2 separate regions of the Homo sapiens genome follow, and region 1 is linked to region 2. A link is an interaction called in ENCODE POLR2A ChIA-PET data of the cell type or tissue named here. Cell type or tissue: IMR-90. All regions are shown on one strand. Links, peaks and the distances in the headings refer to the core of each region. The heading gives the core; the rest is flanking DNA. Region 1 overlaps EIF2AK4 (eukaryotic translation initiation factor 2 alpha kinase 4). Region 2 overlaps GPR176 (G protein-coupled receptor 176).

What was found. Peaks named below come from ENCODE experiments on the same cell type or tissue, not always from the same donor. Only the 100,000 strongest peaks of a DNase experiment are listed, where the experiment ranks them.
Region 1: POLR2A ChIA-PET joins it to region 2 with 5 read pairs; 3 of 35 experiments call an interaction of 5 or more read pairs at or near these places.

What each region holds. Positions count from the first base shown.
Region 1 is chr15:40,030,508-40,034,893 of GRCh38, forward strand. EIF2AK4 (eukaryotic translation initiation factor 2 alpha kinase 4) reads left to right here. Exons shown (of 39, transcript NM_001013703.4): 36 at 1,662-1,730; 37 at 2,250-2,294; 38 at 3,819-3,937. Among named protein-coding and RNA genes, the nearest start is that of SRP14, 6.5 kb to the right of the region's middle. In IMR-90, for the core only: no CTCF peak of the experiment used is centred there; no DNase peak of the experiment used is centred there.
Region 2 is chr15:39,852,159-39,856,578 of GRCh38, forward strand. All of the region lies in intron 1 of GPR176 (G protein-coupled receptor 176), which reads right to left. Among named protein-coding and RNA genes, the nearest start is that of GPR176, 66 kb to the right of the region's middle. In IMR-90, for the core only: no CTCF peak of the experiment used is centred there; DNase peaks (open chromatin) are centred at 213 and 2,233; H3K27ac peaks cover 757 bases.

The DNA of each region.
Region 1 (4,386 bases), core at 337-4,336, 180 kb after region 2:
AAAACAACAACAGGAAAGGAAAATAAGATAAACATGGAATTTCTTGGAAATATTTTTTCCAAGAAAAAAATTTTTCTTCCAACTTGCCTAACTGGGTGGCTTCTGGCTCCAGGATTCCCATCTGTCCTTCAGAGAGGGGCCATTGTGCACTGTGGGCACCTCAAGGCAGCTGTTGTCAGAGTGACTGCATCTAAATGAAAACTATCTAATCTGGCTCTAAAGGTAGTTGAGGTTTGTTTGTGCTCTAAATAGCAAAGTAGAAGAGGCCGATGACAAGACTTAAGGCAGGCTTCTCATTCCATACATGGTTTCGGCATTTGCTATATGCCTACTGGTGTGCTAAGGGCTGTGTAAAATGTAGAAAACATTAACATGGCCCCAGTCCTCAAAAGAGTTTATAACTTAGAAGCATATGCATTATATAGAGAATAATAAAAGCAAATAAATATAGGCCAGGTGCGGTGGCTTATGCCTGTAATCCCAGCACTTTGGGAGGCCGAGGAGGGCGGATCACTTGAGGTCAGGAGTTCGAGACCACCCTGGCCAACATGGTGAAACCCTGTCTCTACTAAAAATACAAAAATTAGCCAAGCGTGGTGGCAAACGCCTGTAATCCCAGCCACTCGGGAGGCTGAGACAGGAGAATTGCTTGAACTGGGGAGGCAGAGATTGCAGTGAGCCAAGATCATGGCACTACACTACAGCCTGGGCAACAGAGCAAGACTTTGTCTCAAAATAAAATAACTACAGTAGAACACTGAGTTAAATTTATAGAATATGAATGTTAGAGTATGCTGTGGACATATGCAAAAGAGTGAGTGTTAAAAGAGAGCAGTCAATTTTAGAAATGTAATCAGACTGAAATACAAAAATCAGGTACTTTATTTTTGTAAGCTCTTCTAGCTGTTTCTCAGGATTTGGGTGGAAACCTATTTTTCCCGTCTTCCTACTGCCTTCATCACCTACCAAGTTTCAGTTCTCACACCATGTCCTCATTGCTGCCACCTCTCCCTTTTTCCCAATTTAGCTTCATACTATCATCTCTCTGTCTCTGTGTGCACTGTTTCACTGCGCTACGCCTTTATAAGGAATCATTTCAAAATTATGAAGAGATAATTGACAAGGATTATTAAACAAATGGTCAAGATAAGTTATAAAAACCTCATTTCCCCTGAGATCATATTGCTAGACACCCCTTTCTGAGTGGATTAAGAGCAAATCTTCTTTTTTTTTTTTGAGACAGAGTCTCACTCTGTCACCCAGGCTGGAGTGCAGTGGTGCAACATCAGCTCACCACAACCTCTGCCTCCCATGTTCAAGCGATTCTCCTGCCTCAGCCTCCCGAATAGCTAGTATTATAAGCGCCGGCCACCATGCCCTGCTAATTTTTCTATTTTCAGTAGAGACGGGGTTTCACCATGTTGGCCAAGCTGGTCTCAAACTCCTGACCTCAGGTGATCCCCCAGCCTTGGCCTCCCAAAGTGCTGGGATTACGGGCATGAGCCATCGTACCCAGCCAAGGGCAAACCTTTAGACACCATTTGGAATCCTTTCTAGGCTTTGGTATGTAACCCTGTGATTGTATCCTGGGATAGGAAATAAGATGGCAAGAAAGATGGCTTGGTTTAACATGTTCTGAATTCCATTTTCTTACTATTTAGGTACAAACTCGACTTCAGACCTCCCTTGCCAACTTACATCAGAAAAGCAGTGAAATTGAAATTCTGGCTGTAAGTGGCTTTCTTTAGTATTTTGAAGGTGGCTTCTGTCCATACTGTCAAAGTAGTTGCCTCAGGGTTCAGAGCTTTTTTGCTCAGTGTCAGCAGAATTTGGATGCAGGCCTTATTGTGATGTGAACTACACGCAATTTAAAACTATTAAGAACTAGGGGGAGAATTTAAGGTTTTTTGTTTCTCCTCTTTGTTCCTCTTTAAGATAGAGGAAAATGAAAACAAAAGTCATTTTCCTACATATATCAGGCCTTTGCCTTGCTAAGCTTACACCGAATACATGTAGCAGCGTCAGACCTTTCGGGTGTGGTGTAGAGGGACAGGGAGTACAGTTTCCACTGCTTATTAATTCTCCAGGGCTAAGATCTTATCACTGCACAGTTCATTAAGCCCTTTTACAGCACAATAGCATCTCAGACTCTGCAAACCCTATTCATACTGCTGCATTTCACGTGACACTATGGTCACAAGGCAGTATTGTGCTGCTGAGAGTTGATGTACATTTGTGTGTATTCACAGGTGGATCTACCCAAAGAAACAATATTACAGTTTTTATCATTAGAGGTAAGCAATATGAACTCTTCTGCACTGTGGCCTTTAAGATCCCAAATCTTTGCTATTAGTTTGCCAAAATACTGAAGACGGCATTCATTAGTGATAGTATTTTTCTGGCAGCTGCAGGAATTTAGTAACATTTTTCCTTTTATGTAACATATATGTTCCTAAATCCTATGTTGAAGGACTCATACTTTTCTAGTGACTTTATTTTTCAGATACTTATTTTATTAAAAACAAAAAACAAAAACAAAAAAACACATATACTGCTTTTACTATGTGTCAGGGTCTGGCAGGCCTTGTTGTAAGCATTTTACAAGTAGTAACTCATTTAATCATTACCACCCCAAAATGTAGATACTGTTATTATCCCTTTACAGAGTACGGAAGTAGAGAGGTTAAATATCTTACCCACAGTCACCCAGCTAGTAAGTAGTAGAACCAGGATTTGAACCTAAGCAGACTAGCAGAATCGGTGTTCTTAACCACTATACTATACTATCTCTCAAACCTCCATTCCAGCTAGGGAAGCTCATTTGCAGATTAGTACTATACAAAACAAAATCCTTTTGTAAAAATTAATTAGGTCCTTTATAAATATATATATATTTTTACAGGTACATCCCTTTATCATCAAATAGCCTAAATAAGAACTTTAAAAATTTGAATAGTTATCTTTGCTATTAAGAACACTCAACTATAGTCATAGCTACAGGTGACTTTTGCAACATGTCATATCAAAGAATACTTTTTTGTCTATCCAGAGTGTTTAGTCACAAATTAAATTAGATTAATAGTGAACTTAGCCCTAGAACTAGTATTTTATATATCATTTTTTGTTCTCTTACAAATAAGCATATACCACTATCTCACTGGCAGTGTACTGATTTATGATCCAGTCAAATGGATATACTTAAGAGCTGCTATCACCGTTGTACAAAAAGTAAACAGAGGCCGGGTGCAGTGGCTCACGCCTGTAATCCCAGCACTTTGGGAGGCCGACGTGGGTGGATCACCTGAGGTCTGGGGTTTGAGACCAGCCTGGCCAACATGGTGAAACCCCATCTCTACTAAAAATACAAAAAATTAGCCGGGCGTAGTGGCAGGCGCCTGTAATCCCAGCTACTTGGGAGGCTGAGGCAGAAGAATTACTTGAACCCAGGAGGTGGAGGTTGCAGTGAGCCGAGATTGTGCCACTGCACTCCAGCCTGGGCAACAAGACCGAAACTCCATCTCAAAAAAAAAAAAAAAAAAAGTAAACGGTAGGCAGAAATAACTGCTCTAAAGTCACATCAGCACACTAGGGCTGCAGCATTGTTAATCAGGCTCTAATTAGGGAGTCTTGTTTTAAGGAAAACTGGTGCTTCAGAGGAACCCCAGCAGTCTCCTAACTGGTTCTGCTATCTCCCTATTACTGATTCTCCTGGTATACTTGAAGAGGGAAATGACACTGGAATTTCATTAGTGACCCAGAAAAAACCAGCTAGTAAACCCTAGAGACCTGTTGTTAAGTCTTATCTATTTTTTTCCTAGTGGGATGCTGATGAACAGGCATTTAACACAACTGTGAAGCAGCTGCTGTCACGCCTGCCAAAGCAAAGATACCTCAAATTAGTCTGTGATGAAATTTATAACATCAAAGTAGAAAAAAAGTAAGTTATCACTTGGGCATAGCAGGGTTCACATGGTTAAAATTCAGGGCGGGGGGTTTCAGAGTGACATTATTTTGTTGTCTTGTTGAGGTTTGACGCCTGGTAAGCTGTTCTTAGAATTGCAGCTGACAACCAATAAATCTTGCTTGGACTGTGAATCACAGTCATGATCTCATCAATAACAAAACACAGGGGTCCTAGGAGTAGCTGTCCCAATTACAATTTTGTTCACCCAGGTAATTCACTTTCTAAGTATGTTTAAATCAAAGAAAATAACCATGACTACTTTGCTGTATGTCCTTATGTCATAATGCCAATCAATCAATCAATCATTCATGTTATCATACACTTAAAAGGCAACAAGGAAGCCTATGAGGTGAATGGTTATCTCCTTACTAGGACCTTATACTGCAGACCCCTGTCAGTCACACCTTGTATAAAACCTATAT
Region 2 (4,420 bases), core at 87-4,086:
ATTATGAGAAACAGGGAAAAAATCATGAAGGCAGTGATTTGTTGTTTGAGGGGTTTCCAAATGGCCTTAGAGTGCACCTACACTACCACTCCCTCTATCTCACCCATGACAAACACTGAAAATCTACAACAGCCCTCTTTCCCTCTGAGCCCAGTATAAGACCTCAGAATCTTTCTCAACACAACATTCCAGACATGGGCAATTTGCCATCTGGGTACTAGAATCTTAGCTAGTGTTTCAAAATGTCAAGTTCAGCACTCTGTTTAACTGTAGGAGTCAAAAACTAATCCTTACACAAGAGCTAAGATTTTGCAAAACAATCTGAAAACGAGTCTGAATAACTCACTTGCAAAGTGAACTAGTCCACACCCATCAACTCAGGCAGTTAAAATATGATGCAAATGCAAAGTCATAGAGGAATCCCAGATGGGTCTCTTAGCCTTTCTCTCTTGCCCAAACACTGCTGTATTCTTAGCCTAACCAGCTATGCCACAAGTATATACTACATCAGACATTTTTAAGTGTCAGATTTTAAAAGCATGTATGAATATCAGCTCAAAACTATCATTACTAACAGAAAAGCAACTTAGGGCACATATTTAAATATAAACCCATTAGGAACACAGTTTGTGTGTCTTACTTACCATTATATCCACAATGTCTAGAGTAATATTTGGCACATAATAGGCACTCAAAAAGTTCTTGTTACCTTCACACCCATTAGGATAACTACTATTAAAAAATATAAAAACAGAAAATAACAAGGTGAGGATGTGAAGAAATTGGAACTCTTGTACACTCTTGATAACAATGTAAAATAGTATCGCTGCTATGGAAAACAGTATGGAGGTTCCTCAAAAAATTAAAAAATAGAACCATTATATAATCCAGCAATCTAATTTTTGGGTACATATACAAAAGAACTGAAATCTGAATCTTGAAGAGATATTTGCACACTCATGGTCATTGCAGCATTGTTCATAATAGCCAAGAGGTGGAAGCAACCTAAACATCCATCAACAGATGAATGGATAAAGAAAACATGATATATACATACAGTGGAAAGTTATTCAACCTTAAGAAAAGAAATTCTGACATATATTAAAACATAGATGAACCTTGAGGACATTATACCAAGTGAAATCAGCCAGTCACAAAAAGACAAATATGATTCCACTTATATGAGATATCTAAAGTAGTCAAATTCATAGAGACAGAAAGTAGATTGGTGGTTTCCAGGAGCTGGGGAAGGAGGAAAAGGGGAGTTGCTGTTCAATGGATGTAGAGTTGCAGTTTCGCAAGACGAAAAGTTCTGGAGATTAGCTGCACAACAATGCGCATATAGTTAACACTACTGAGCTATACACTTGAAATGGTTAAGATGGTAACTTTTATGTTATATTTTAACATAATTTTTTAAAATACCTATTAAATCAATGAACAGAAAGATTTCTTTCTCCTCTAGAATAGTGGCTCTCAATCAGAAGTGATTTTGTCCCCCTGGGAACATTTGGCAATGTAAGGAGACATTTTTGGTTGTCATAGCTGGGAGCAGGAGTGCTACTTGCACCTAGAAGACAGAGGCCAGGGATGCTATTATAAACATCCTCACAAAGCACAAGACATCCCCCAACAACAAAAAATTATCTGGTCCCAGAATGTCAATAGTGTCAGGTTGTTAAATCCTGCTCAAGAGTTTTCTGTTCAATAAGGGTATATAAAATGCATAGCTCAGAGCCTTAAAAATGTTAGCCTTACAATTATCATCATCATAATTATTATTATTATTATTTAACTCTAGGTGAAGACTGAAGTTTTTATTTCCTTAACTTGTATTTGACACAGTAAACTGAGGTCAAGTTGCCTACAAAATGAGTCTACTATACATCCTTCCATATTTGCCACCAGGAAACTATTGAGGGAAAGGGAGGGAGAGTCTGTAATACATTCAAAAGTCTGATGCTTCTGACTAACCCAATCTCAGAGCACTGCCCAGAGCAAGACTTTCCTGAGTTGCTCAGGAAAGCAGACAATAAGGATCCCCAGACAATAAGGTTCTCCCAAGGCAATCAGGACCTGTGATGTAAACTCTAGCCCAAAAGAAAATCTCAGATGTCTTCTCATTCCAGTGTCTCTTTCCAAAGATTAGGCAATTTGTTTGAGGTTTGAATCAGCTCCTTTAGATGATTATATAACCAAAATGGTGTCCAGGGCCTCTCTAATACTATATCATAAGGAGTGGAAATTTCCTTGAACCCCTTACTTTTATGGTGTAGAAAACTCCAAAGTATTACCTAAGACTTCTATGAATCATGTCCTATGAATTTAGAATCTCAGGGTCTGTAGCCATTTGTGCTCACTCTATCTTGTTCCCTGACATAGTCTTAGTTTCTCTTTACTGATCTCCAATAAAACAAAATAAAATAATAACAAAAATCTAGCCCATACCAAGAGTTCTGTGATTTGGGGTTACTTCTCTGAAATCTTGGTAGGGAGCATAGAAATCAGTCACATAGAGGAAGACTCAACAGTGTCTCCTGTTGTGGTCATTCTCCCCTCTCCTCCCTTGGTTCCCCTCCCACTCAGAAGTAAATCAAGCCAGGCACAGTGGCTCATACCTGTAATCCAAACACCTTGGGAGCCTGCGGTGGGAGGATCACTTGAGGCCAATAGTTCAAGACCAGCCTGGGAAACATAGTAAGACATCCCCCCACCACACCCCTAGTCTCTAAAAAAATAATAATTAGCTGGGTGTGGTGGTGCACACCGGTGATCCCAGCTACTTGGGAGGCTGAGGTGAGAGAATCACCTGAGCCAAGGAGTTCAAGGCTGCAGTCAGCTATGATCATGCCCCTGCACTCCAGCCTGGGTAACAGAGTGAGACCCTGTCTCAAAAAAAAAAAAAAAAGTAATTCATTCTCTCCTTGGAAACCTTGAAACTTGTCCCAAAGGGTCTTATTATGCCAACTCATCAAAGAACTCTCTTAACAAAGATGAGTCTTTCCCAGAAGGAATTTTCATAGTACCTGCTAAAAGAATACTATTTTCTCCATGTATTACAATGACAAAGTACATCGCCAATGCTATTTTACTCCAAAACTCCAAAACTATGCATGAAGAACCTTCCAATAAAGAAGCCACATTCCCCATTTTACTCTTTCCCCAATTTCGTCTTGTGTGTCCCAACTATAGTGAAGGCATGAGGAATTCAAATAAGCCCTGGTCCTATTTCTCGTCAATTCACAGCCCACCTAAAATGCTACACTATGTTTAGGAATAATTGCAGAGCTTAGAGATCATGTATTTCCCAAGCATCCCCTGCCACTAGTGTACAGAGGCGTGATTTCCTCTTCCTGTGGGAAGAGTGGAGCCTCTGGTGAGCACAGCAGCAGGAGTTTTGGTTCTCGCAAGCAGCTGTGGCAGAATTTCTGGCATCCAAGCCCCAGCATTATAAAGGCCACTAGAATAGTGTGGCTGGGGATTTTCTGGGCTGCACTTTTGGCTGTATTGTTTCTGTTTAGTAACTCAGTTGAGTTATGTGGCCATCTCTAAGATTCTGTGAGTTGCCAAATATCCTCTAATAAAATACCCATCAGCTGAGCAAAGTGGATTCTGCTGTTTGCAACCAAAAACTCTGATCAAATAAAGACAGTTAAGTTTGGGGAGGAAGTACCTGGATTATCCAGGAAATTAACAGCAATAACACAGTAACACTTACTAAACTTACTAAGACTGCAGTGCTATGTTCTAACCACCTTACATATGTAAATTCATTTAACCTCAAAACAACCATAAGAGTAGATATCATTATTCATTGCATTTTAAGATGCCGAAACAAATTCAGAAAAATATATCACTTGACCAATATCACCTAGCTAGTAAGTGAAGGAGACAAGATTCAAACCCAGGCAATTGATTCCAGAACCATGCTCAAAACGACAGCAGTATGCCACCTCTCTGGTCAACATCTGGACATGGAGGCATGCCCAATCTAAAGGGTCTGGAATTAAAGTTCCTCAAAACATACTGTGCAGGCCAAACAAAGCACATTCTGACAATCCTATCCAAAATAGCCACACACCTTTACCATACGCTGCTTTGTTTTCTTCACAACACTCACTACTTTCCTCAATTATGTCATTTATTTGCTTACTGTCTATCCCTCATACAAATATAATCTTTAGACAGTATATTAGTTATCTACTGCTGCATAACAAATTACATCAAAACTTGGCAGCTTCAAACAACAACTATGTATGATGGGTAAGTCAGGAATACAAGAGTAGTTGGGCTGGTGGTCTGGCTCAGCGTCTCTCAGGAGACTATGGTCAAGCTATGGGGCATGGCTGCAGTCATCTGAAGGTTAACGGGCTGGAGGATGCTCTGTTCACCCACATGGCTGTTGGCAAGATGCCTCAGT